Linked DNA regions of Mus musculus: region 2 is linked to region 1. A link is a contact called in ENCODE Hi-C or POLR2A ChIA-PET data. All regions are on one chromosome and are shown on one strand. The core of a region is the stretch at or near the end of the contact, and the rest is flanking DNA. Distances in the headings are between cores, read along the strand shown. Region 1 holds the start of Atp2a2 (ATPase, Ca++ transporting, cardiac muscle, slow twitch 2). Region 2 has its middle 33 kb from the start of 1700040P09Rik.

Region 1 (5,828 bases), core at 855-3,354:
AAAGAAAGAAAGAAAAAAAAACAAACAAAAACCCCACCTTCACCTTTATTCCCTCTTTAATATTTAGAACCAAGAATACTGAACTTTGCTCTCTTACTCTAGGAATCACTCAAGACAGGGGTCCAGGTTAGATGCCACCCTAGAGGTCAGTGACCAAATTTGGTCAACAGTGGTGCCATCACTGCCGTCATCATTCTTGTCACTGTCAGGAACAACTGTCACCTTGCCACCACCAGGAAGGCAAAGCAACTGGAATATTCCTTTTGTACGATCTATTTACAGAGTGCCCAACATCATCGTAGTGTGATCTTACAACATGATAACAAATGGAAGAACCCCAACAGAAAAGGACTTAGAGTGAGGAACTTTCTGATACTAAAAACTGGTGAGACACAAGAATTCCAGAGACCCTGCGCAGTCAGGGGTCACCTCTCACTGCACTGTAACCTAAGCAAAACAGCTTCTATCATTTTCCCCCCTCTAATTCTTGAGTTATTTTGTTTGTTTGTTTTTAAACACGGAAACTCAATGGTAATTATTTATTTTCTGGTGTCCCAACGAAATTCTTTCAACTTTTATGGGGAGACAAAATAATTTTTTAAATACTTACGAAAGATATACATGCTGCCAGCAGTAAAATTCTAACTAGTAAGTCTTCAAACTGCTCAATCACAAGTTCCAGCAAGGTTTTTCCTGTTAGAAAAGGAAAGGAAAAAAAAAAAAAAAAAAAACAAACCATTTGTTTCAATTGTCCACATCAATCAGCCTGCACACATCATCTCTCCAAAATAACATGTTAATATTATTTACCTTCTTCAGCCGGCAATTCTAGAAGGCCGAAATTCGACAGCAACGTGTCAGGAGGAAAGCAGAAAGAAAAATGAAGATATTGTATTAGCGCTTTTATTAAAAACTGCTAAATTCACCACCATCGTTGTCTGAATGGCGGATATAGGTGTATGAACGTACAACAATCTGTCTCCACTTTGATACCCCGAGAAAATTATTCAGCCCTGGTAATCAGTGGCCTCGGAACTGCCCGTAAGCCCTCTCCGGCCTCCAGGACCATGCAGTCATTTCAGCTGGGTCATCACTTCTGCCAGATGTGCAACTTTGGGGAGCACAAGAAACGGTCCGAGGGTTTCTCAACAACATCGACGCCTCATAAATCCGCGGGGGACTCAGCCCAGCCGCAGGAACCTCCTCCCTCCTTCCCACTCCCTCTCCCCCCCCCCCAATCCGACTCGCTGAGCGCCGGCCGGGAAGGTCACCGGCTCGAGACCCCTAGAGGTCGGCGATGGCCCAGACCCGCGCGTGGACCGCCCGGCCTCTCGCAGCCGTCGGGCGCCGCGCCGAGCCAAGCCCCACGAGGTGGAGCCGGGTCAGCCATCTTCCTTGGCGCTCGGGCCCGCGCCGCGCCGCTGCAGCCCCGGCGCCCCGCACCTACCGTTGGAGCCCCATCTCTCCTTGAGCTTCTTGACCTGCTCCAAGCTCAGCCCCGTGCTCTCGTTGACCCCGAAGTGGCCCAGCACCTCCTCCACGGTCTTTGTGTGAGCGTTCTCCATGGCTGCGGGGGCCCCGGCCGGCCTCGCCTCGCGTCCCCGCGGCCTCCTCGCCTACCGCCTCGCACTCCGGCCGCGGGCTCGTGCCACCGCGGGCGCCCGGGCGCGGACAGCTGTCCCCTCCTTTTTCTTCTCCTCCTCCTCCTCCGCGGCGGCGGCGGCCGCTTCCGCCTGACCGGGGCGCTGAATCACCCGAGCCCCCTCCCCCAGAAACCGCCGCACGCGGCCCGGCCTCGCCGAGCCCGCCCGAGGGACTGCGAGCCTCCCGCCCCGCCGCGAGTGTGGGTCGCTTCAGCAGCTGCCAGCCGGCCGCGGGCAGCGCAGGCCCCGGGCGCTGCGCCGAGGAGACGGGGCGCAGATGAGGAGCGGCGCCGGGCCGAGCCCTCGGCGCCGGGAACCGCGAGGCAGGCGACGGGAGAGGAGCTGCGCGGCGCGCCGGCCCGAGCCCCTCAGCTCTGCACCCCCGACAGCGGCGGCGGAGGGAACTGCGGCGGAGGAGACGGGAGGTGGCGGCGTCGGGGACGGCTCCGCGGAGGCTGCTCTAATAGCATTTATCCGCCGCTGCCTCCCCTCTCGCCGCCGCCGCGGCATGTGGACGCCGCTCATTGGCCGAGAGAGCCCCCAGCGCGGCGCGGGCGGCGCGGCCCCGCCCCCTCCTCCGGCGCCCTCCCGCGCGCGCGCACCGCGCGCCCACGCCGCCAGCAGGCCCCGCCTCCTCCCGCGCGCCGCCCCCCAGGAACCCGGATCGAGGCCGCGCGCGGCGCCTGTGCGCGCGCACGGGGCCAGGGCCACCTCTGCGTCCACGCTGTGCTCGATGCGCTGCGGCCACCGGCGCGGGCGGAGGGTGAGCCTGACTTTTCCGGGGCCACGGCTTTTCCCGTATCGACCGCGCGCGGGGATAGAGCGCGGAGTTCACGGGTGGGCGCTCTGTGCTGGTTGCCCTGCCGCTGAGGTTGGGGACTGGCTGGGACCGCGCATTGGCAGGGAGGCTCGGGAACGCAGGGGGGCCGAGGCGCGCTCGCACTGGTGTCCTTGGCTTGCCTCCGCGTCCTGGGCAGCGCGAGCCGTGCTCTGCATCCTAATGTCTCCTTCAGAGCCCCCCTCAGCAACCAAGGGGAGGAATTCCGCAGTTCCCTTCCCACACAGCCAAAAGCGCTCATCTGTCGCCTCGGGAACACCGCATCCCACACCCCCAGCCGAAAGCCTCATCTCCATCGCACGCCAACACCAGCCCTTCCTTCCCCTGCGGGTTCTGTGCCCCGACAGGGAATCCCACTCTTGGGGGAGGAAGGAGGAAGTTTTATTTCGTTTTTAGTAGCTCACACAGCCTTTGACACACGTCTGCATAGAAGTCACAGGTTATGCTGTAGCAGCTATGCTAGGTGGCTTGGCTTTGGCTTCCAAATGATGGCTGCTATATAAGACTTCCACTTCCCCCAATGCGAGAGAAGGAGCCTTCAATCCCAAATCTATTCTTAAACCACAGATCATCTGTTGTTTCTGTGAGGTCTGTACAGAGCCTAGCATGCAAGGTAATTTTGCCAATATAAAGAGGCTATACGGAGCCCGCCTGTGATCCCACGAACAGAAGTGGAAGCCACGGGATCAAGAGTTCAAGGTCATGGACAGACACTGAAGGAGTTTAGGAGCAGTCTTCCACGTTGGACCTTGTCTAAAACATACAAAATAAATTTAAAAAGCAGAGGAATGTGGGAAGCCATACTTAACAGGGAGGAGGCCCTTTGCATTGAATTTGCAAATATCTTCACAAAATGCGGCTTCATGAAGGGCATAGATTGCAAAATAAAGCATTTCATCTTCTTGAGTGTTTAGCAACGCCACCCCCCCCCCCCAATCACTTGAGACGTCCCACAAGGCTCCGCCTCAAGACTTAAGATAGATTCCTTCAGCAGATGCAAATCATGGTGCTTTACCCGACTGAAAAAAAAAATCAAGTACGTCACTTCATTTAATTATTTCCAAGGAGTGGAGGCTGGCACGCAGTTCTGATTGATACTTGGAACAGGACCAACAGAACCCTACACGAAACAAACAAACAAAAATTCTAGTGTATAGCAATGCACTCCCTAGAAGCAAGGTGGAAACTGGTTAGGTCACAGCCTCTTCTGGAGGATCAGGTGACTGCCTGCGAGGTGGGGGGTGAGAGGGTGGGAGGGATGGAGAGCTGGTGGGTCTCCCTCCTAGCTGGATTCCAGTTCTGTCGTACCTACAGCAAGGGGCACTGAGAGTAGGAAGGTCATGACCTCTCTTAGTTTGTCTGTGATGCTCACTGGGTTTGGCTTTTGTTCTGTAGTCCCCTCCTTCAGGGGCTGGAGGTGCACCCTACAACACGGGTTCCCAGTTTTTCCCTCAGGCCATCTTCCTCCTTGTCCGGTCCCCTCCTGAAAGATGTTTGGTGGTTTTTTTTGTTTTGTTTTTCCAGAGCTGAGGACCGAACCCAGGGCCTTGAGCTTGCTAGGCAAGCTCTCTACCACTGAGCTAAATCCCCGAGTCCCCCCCACCCCCCGGAAAGATGCTTTATTATCTAAAGCAGCTCCCCTCCCCAGGATGCCTACTATCACATTATTCAAGGGTCTCTGCTGCCCTAGCACTTTTCTATGGAAAATACACTGTAGATTTTGTTTAGCTGCTCGGTGCCTGCCTCCTAGCATCTTGTAAGGGCATCCAGACTTGAGAATGAAGCTTGTCTGTCTGGTCCATACTCAGTACAAAGCACAGTCCCCAACATCTGCTCATCATTTATTGAGTGCCTACAGTTTAAATGCATGAAACCAATGAGAGCCCCACCCTCCTCAACCCATCAGTTACTTGGGAAGGGCTCTGCCAGCACTAAGGCCTCAGCAAACGTCTGCTCAGCTCCAGTGTACTAATTTTTCCATTCATCAATAAGCTGGATTTATTTTGGCCTCTGGACCACTTACCTATGAGAAGAATGGCTGTGAAGCTTAGGTTTAAACCAAAAAGAAGGGCTGGAGAGATGGCTCAGCGGTTAAGAGCACTGACTGCTCCTCTGAAGGTCCTGAGTTCAAGTCCCAGGAACCACATGGTGGCTCACAACCACGCGTAATGAGATCTGACACCCTCTTCTGGTGCATCTGAAGACAGCTACGGTGTACTTACATATAATAATAAATAAATAAATCTTAAACAAAACAAAAAGAAGGCAAAACTGCCCTCCCAGAAAAGACAATGCCTATAGTCTCAGAGATCCTGGGACTATATTCCATTGCCCTTCTGGAATGTTCTCTGCAAAGCATTTTCTACTGAAGGTTGGACTGCTCTCTGAAACATTAATATGCTTTCTAGCTGGGCACCTCTTTGCTTAGAGGTTGGCAAAACTGATCATGAACCCAAGACTCCCAGAAGCAGAATCCATGGTCCCTTTTATGTAGAAATAAAGTTGGGAGAAACAAAGGGTTGGTCTCACTTTAAAAGAAGGAGGAGGAAGAGGAGGAAGAGGAGAAGGAGAAGAAGAAGAAGAAGAAGAAGAAGAAGAGGAAGAGGAAGAGGAAGAGGAAGAGGAAGAGGAAGAGGAAGAAGAAGAAGAAGAAGAAGACAACGACGACGATGACGACGGCGTCATGATGTAGTCATGCACACCTGTAACCCCATCGCTCAGGAGGCAGAGGCAGGTGAGGATGAGCTTTAGGCTAACCTGGTCTACATAGTGAATTCCAGGCCAGCTTAGTGAGAACCTGCCTTAAAAAAAAAAAAAAAAAAAGCAAACTGGGGCTCAGTCTGTTTTCTGTGCAATGCTCTACTCTGCTCCTTGTTTGCAAGGCTTTAATAAGAAAGGTTACCGTCTTCCAGCAAGGCTCATAACCACATACTTAATCACTTGAGGACAGGAAGAGAAGGGAAAGACACAGCATGCAATGCAGAAAGATGAAGTGTGATCAAAGACCTTCAGAGGCACGGATAAAAGAGGACATTAGCTAACAAAAAGCAGGTTAGTTTAAAAAGCTATTCCGATAGAAAAGCCAGGAGGTGACTTGCAAAAGAGGCCTTGGCCAGGTCTCAGCCCTCTGCAGGCCTCCTGGGAGGTGATGGGGGCCACAAGAGGCAGCCTGCTCCATATTTGGACAGCTCCAATCATTAAAGCAGCCCCATTTTGGGCTATGTCCACCTTTTCCTAGCTACATCCGTTCTTATTTAACTCTCCGAAACCACCTTGAACAAACTTAAATCCCTCTTTGTGTGATTCCTTTTGAGTATTTCCAGATCTTTATCCCACTAACGTGTCCT
Region 2 (5,828 bases), core at 1,998-4,497, 45 kb after region 1:
TGTCTATACTGCTCCTCCCAACTCCGTGGTTAAGCCCCAGATGATCACGTGTTCTCTACATAGAGAACCTCCATTTCATCAAAGTCTATAAGGAAGCTGGGACAGATAGAGAACCAAGACCACAGGAGACTTGGGGCTGCCCATCAATCACAGGAGCTGCCCATCAATCACTGGAGCTGCCCATCAATCACTGGAGCTGCCCATCAATCGCAGGAGCTGCCCATCAATCACTGGAGCTGTCCATCAATCGCAGGAGCTGCCCATCAATCACTGGAGCTGCCCATCAATCACTGGAGCTGCCCATCAATCACTGGAGCTGCCCATCAATCACTGGAGCTGCCCATCAATCACTGGAGCTGCCCATCAATCACAGGAGCTGCCCATCAATCAATCACTGGAACTGCCCATCAATCACTGGAGCTGCAGCACAGAGCTCTCGCCATCTGGTTCCCAGCAGCCCCTCCCTCATCCCTGGTAGGCTCCAGCTTGTACCACAGGATAATTCCCTTCTGGAGGTTTCATACGCCCCATGGAGTCTCTGCTCCTCTCCAAGTCAGATTCTACACGTGCTTCCAGAAGAGGTGGAATCATGGGTGTTTCTCTTCATTGGGCGGGCCAAAGATTACTCAGCCAAAAGGGCTTTTCTTCCTTTTGATTTCTGCATTGGTTCCTTAGAGCTCTTAAACCCCAAAAGGATAGCAGTGCCCTCCACCCAACCTAAGTCACAAAGTGAGTGTCTGGAAGTCCAGTGGAGTTCTGCTCTCTGTAATACATGTTGATATCTTGAAATAGTGCAGTTTTCAGGCAATCTGGGATAGTTCTGCTTATTGGCTAAACAAGCACTGTAAGCCATTTCTATTGTGGGCCCCGTTGCTTGTATTGATACCCAGACTTCATGCTTTTCTCCCACGCATGTCACCTCCAGCTCAGTCAGTCCCCACCTCGTTAAGGAAGCCCCCTTGGCTTTTTTCATTTTCTGGTGTTCTTTAGATCCCTGGTTTTTGATCTTTTCACGTCTTCAGTTTGCCACCTCTCCACCCACTTTTATCTCATCATTGCCCAGGCTGGAATTGAACTCCTGAGCTTTGGGCCCCCTTGTCTTGCTTCAGCTCCCAAGAAGCAGGACAGTACGCATAAACCACTGTGCCGGATCCAGATACTTGGGGGTTTTGTGCTTGTTTGTTTTGTTTCTATGATTTAGTTAGGGAAACTGAGAAAGAGCTCTCCAGAGTGGGAGGGGCTTAGGGAGGAATATTCTAGATGCCTGTTTTGAATGAACTTCCACAGCACCAGCATATTTAACACCTGGCTATAAGGTCTGGATGTTTACTGATGCTCAACGTATTTTAGGTCTGTTTAATCCTGCAGACACACCTTTTAGTCTCCTGTGCCTTTTCCTACAGTCTAGCTCAGAGGCCCCCTGGTGGGTCCTTGAGGCCAAAGGCAGTACCAAACCATCCTTCTTATTGTATGCCGTTTTCTCTATACATTCACACATATGATAAATTTTAATTTAATGACAGTAAGAATAAAATATGACTTAAAATCAGATACTATGATAAAAGCTAGTTCAAGTTTATGAATTATTAGGATGTTTTTCATTGATAAGTTTTGGAGTACAGCTGACCAAATGCAATTGAAGCATCAAAAAGCAGATCTGTGGGTCAGGAGGGACTGGTGTACAGAACACAGGAGCTTAGCACATACTGGTGCTCCGTTCTCTCACAAGGCAAGGCAACCCGGCCACACACTGAGATCTCTCATCATTTCCTGAACATGCCATACATATCCTTAAGTGAATTTTAAACTTAGTTATGGGTGTGCTCTTGTGTTTGTATGTATGTGTGTCCGTGTTCCTGCATGTTTGTATGTGGACTGTGTGTGTGTGGTGCTCCAGGAGAAGAGAAAAAGGATATCAGTTGCTATGATGCTGGAGGTAGTTGTAAGCCTCCACGCGGGTGGTGGGAACCCGAGCCAGGCCCTCTGTAAGAGCAGCCAGTGCTCTTAACTGCAGAGCATCTCTCCAGGACTTAAATGTATAGCTTCCATTTTTTTCCAAAAAACTTTCATCAGATTTCCATAAAATCTTAACACAGTCTTGCAAATCTAGACATGCCTCAACTCTTTTTAAAATTATTCCTCAAACCATTCAAAATATATAGCATTACTTTTCTATGTAGAGTCTGTGTGTTTGGAAAATTCTGTTTATTGTGTATACAACTTTCATTTCCGTAAGGGTTTGAAGGGCCATCTCAGATCACCTGGCTTGGTGGCAAGTCTTTACCTGCTCAGCCACCACGCCTGTCTGGCTATGAGGTTTTTAGAGCAAAAATGAGGTCGTGTAGACTTTACATTTTGTAACTTAGTAAAGAGTCACACACAGAAGATAATACTTATAGATAAGTAAATATTCTCCAGTTCAGAAAGAAGCTGTGTCTCGGCACTTAAAAAAAAAATGGCAAGAGATGTTTATAAAGTAGTAAAAATAATTTTGATTGAATAAATGTAATAAGCATATCTTATAGTCTCGCTTATTATGTTTTGTTTTGTTTGTTTGTTTGTTTGTATTTAAAAAATTACAGATGGTTGTGAACCACCAGATGGGTGTTGGGAATTGAACCCAGGTCCTCTGCAAGAGCAGCCAGTCCTTTTAACCACTGAGCCATCTCTCCGGGCCCCAGATCCATTCTTTAACAAGGTCCTCTAAGTTTATGTTACCAAAAAGAATTTAATGCATGCAATAGTTCAGAGACAGACACCAACTGTTTACAAATAAGTACTGCTTACAACAGACTCTGCACCAAGGCAGCAACTAAGAGCATACATCTTGGATGCAGGCTCTGCCACAGTCATCACCTGGGTCATAGTGTGAAGTCTACCTGGCCTGCCTCATTGTGAGCATCACCTTGCTTCCCCACAGAAACTTCTGGGACTATGCCTGGCACATGCCTGGCACTCAGCAACGGTTCATGCCCTTTCTTCTTTATCATGACTGCAGAGCTCTGGGAGATAGTATCTGCTAATTTGTTGCTTTGTTTAATGAATGCTTTAGTTAAGTCCATCCTTGGATACCACAGTACTGTGCCTGAGCCTCTTTAAGGAGGGAGCTGCATTGCTCTTCAGAGCAGGAAGGCAATCTGCTGCAAGAGCAGCAGCAGACCGGCTTTGCGGTGGCTGGCAGGGCTCCCTCAGAGGTCCCTCCAACAAAGGAAGATGCAGGTGAGTCATTCAAGCACCAGAGCCTGCTGTTCTCTGCTGATCTCAAAGCTACCCACCAAAGTGCTACACTAAACAGCAACTCACAGGGACCGACTGTCACACCCGGAACTCAAGTGGAAACTTAAGACCTCACTGGGAAGCAGGAATTCTTCATTTCCCCGCATATTCTGAATTGTGAATTTCCATAGCAGCAAACCTTAGCTTAGTGACGCAAGGCTTCTGGTTCTAGAAAGGAAATTGTGCAATGACCAGTGACCAGGAAAGTACTCCCAGTTTGCCAAAAGAGGGAGCTTGGGAGCAGAAAGCACGTGTTTGTCCAGGCCTCTCAAAAAACAAAACAAAACAAAAAAAACCCCAAAAAACTACTTATTTGGACTCTGGGTTTTTTTTTTATATAATTATTATTATTTCTTTTGCAAGGACTGGGTAAGAATAAGCCATATTCTTGCCCAGTGAACTTGCTTTGTTTTTTAAAGAAGACGGTCTTAAGACAGAAGAGTCAAACATCAAAACACACAGAGCACCTTTAATGATCCATCTCTACCCTCCCCAGACGAAACAGTCACCACATGCCTAGCTGCCACCGCAAACAACTCTAATTAGACTGCCCTCGTTTAGGGGAGACGGAGGGAGGCCTCGGTCAGCATGAGGACAGAGGTAATTACACTGGTGACAAAGGTGCAGCTCTGTCTCTTTCCTGGCTGCTGGAGACTGTCTGAAGACAGTGCACTACACATGCTTCACACCTCCCACACCACAACAGGGCCCAACTGTGGGCAAGCAGGTTATGGGAAGGCCAAGCATCCAAGTGGGCACCCATTACCTGCTCCCAGAGGCAAACCCCTTTCTGCCAAGCCAGAGGCATGATGTAAGCACCTAGAACTCTTTGTGGGAACAAACCTGTTATTCACCAGCGCTGGGCGAGGACCTGTGTGAGATGAGGTTTCTCTGAGAAACACAGTTATTTTTTAATATAAACTTTGCCTCTGTGAAGACAGATTTTTCTGTGTTACTCATGATGCACCCCCCCCCCCAAATTCAGATCCAAGAATCCTGCCAATTTACACATTTTTAGTTTGAGTGCATATATAGCCTCTTATTTTACTCAAATTATTTTTAAAAATGCTTGTTATCATCTTAGCATTAAAAACTTAAGAAATACACTTGGAAAGTGCATAGACCTTAAAATTTTCCAAAAAAAAAGTATAAATGTCATGCATGCTAAGAATTCAGCAGAATGACAAACATCAATTAAAAACAAGTGTGACTCAATGGCTTGTTTTAGAATTGCTGCCTGCTGAATTAAAAAGCAAGGCAGCAGCCAGCAGCAGCCTGAGGGAAAGCTAGCCGGTTCACAGTCTCTGGGTCCTTTCCCTTCACTCTCCAGTGTTCTGAGGTCTTCTAGCTTGCTCCCCAGCACTGCAAAGTGTGACCTTGAATTCAGCCAATTGTAACAGGAAGTACATCCGACTTCTAGATTCTTCTTAAAGGGCATATTTACAGGATTATTTCCTGAACCAATAGTGAGCAAGAGGGCGTTGCCACTGACAGTCAAAGTCCTCACAACAGCTAGCAGCCCAAGCCCCAGAGAAGGAAAGCTGACTGCAGAGGCAGATTCGCAGGCGACATTTTTCTCTTTTATTTGGGCCATCATGTGAAAGACACAATTATTTTCTAAAATGATTAAGTGCGCTCATCAATTAGCCGGTTAGCATATTAACCTTGAAAGAAAATAATGGAGCAAGCTCTTCTTTACTAAGTACAAGCTGTCAAAAACTGTCAGGGTTAGTCAAAGCTTCTTAATGTTCCAATCAAGTCATGGGCGAGTGGAAGGAAAGTCTGCATGAAACCCATTAAGCTGCGTTACTAAGTGTCCAATGTTATGTAAAAGCTATAAATAACTTGTTCTTTTAGAGGTTTTTCCAATTTGCTTTTCTTGAAGTGATAAGGATGTTCTGCTTTGCCTTGGTGTGTAATCCACACTCTTGCTCTGTGCAAGTGAAGGTGGAATGTGAGAATCAATCAGAATCTGAAGTGGGCCTGGGGCTGCCCTTCTCAATTCCAGAACTTAAGAAGAGAATGACGGAGTATGGAGCTAAAAAACAGATTAGCTTCTAGGTATAACGACCTTGTGAGGTTTCCTCTGGGGAGTAAAGTGCCTTTTTGAAATGCCATCTAGTCTTTCAAGTATTTGTTACAGAATTCACATTCTGGCTAATGGAGCATTTTATACTACTAAAAACATGCCAAGCCTACAGCTGATCTGACAGGAGCATAATCTACCTTGGTGTCCAAAAATGATTACTGAATTAAGAAGGGTTTCTTTCCATACACTAACACACAGCCTTTCCTCTTGGAGCTTCCCATCTACCAAAGGGCGGAAGGACAATGCTGGGAGTTGACACTGCCCAGATAAGAGGGCAACCAAACTGAGGACCAGAGTCAGCCACAGACACAGAATGCTCATCCTCTCCTTCCTCCCCTCCCGCCTCCTCTCTGTGTGTGTGTGTGTGTGTGTGTGTGTGTGTGTGTGTGTGTGCATGTGTGTGCACGCCTGTGTGTGTGTACACGGATGTGTGGAGAGCAGAGGTGGACGCTGAGATTCTGAT

The links. Hi-C counts contacts between places; a loop is a spot of excess contacts on that map. ChIA-PET counts read pairs that join two places held with the same protein, here RNA polymerase II (POLR2A).
Region 2: a map of heart shows a loop between it and region 1 (4-fold over the local background). The contact joins the enhancer-like site here to the promoter of Atp2a2 in region 1. A Hi-C loop is called at or near these places in 9 of 37 maps with a recorded cell type or tissue (gastrocnemius, heart and left cerebral cortex). POLR2A ChIA-PET finds 5 or more read pairs at or near these places in 4 of 5 experiments (Patski and embryonic stem cell).

What each region holds. Positions count from the first base shown.
Region 1 is chr5:122,500,121-122,505,948 of GRCm38, forward strand. Atp2a2 (ATPase, Ca++ transporting, cardiac muscle, slow twitch 2) reads right to left here and starts at 2,105. Exons shown (of 20, transcript NM_001110140.3): 1 at 1,448-2,105; 2 at 811-828; 3 at 611-693. The coding sequence starts at 1,565.
Region 2 is chr5:122,544,149-122,549,976 of GRCm38, forward strand. It overlaps a transcript of Ift81 not described here. Among named protein-coding and RNA genes, the nearest start is that of 1700040P09Rik, 33 kb to the left of the region's middle. Within about 2 kb of position 3,248, at least 1 of the 3 ENCODE cell types and tissues checked has a DNase peak (open chromatin) inside an H3K27ac peak, as active enhancers do; it is heart, where a contact is called at or near this core.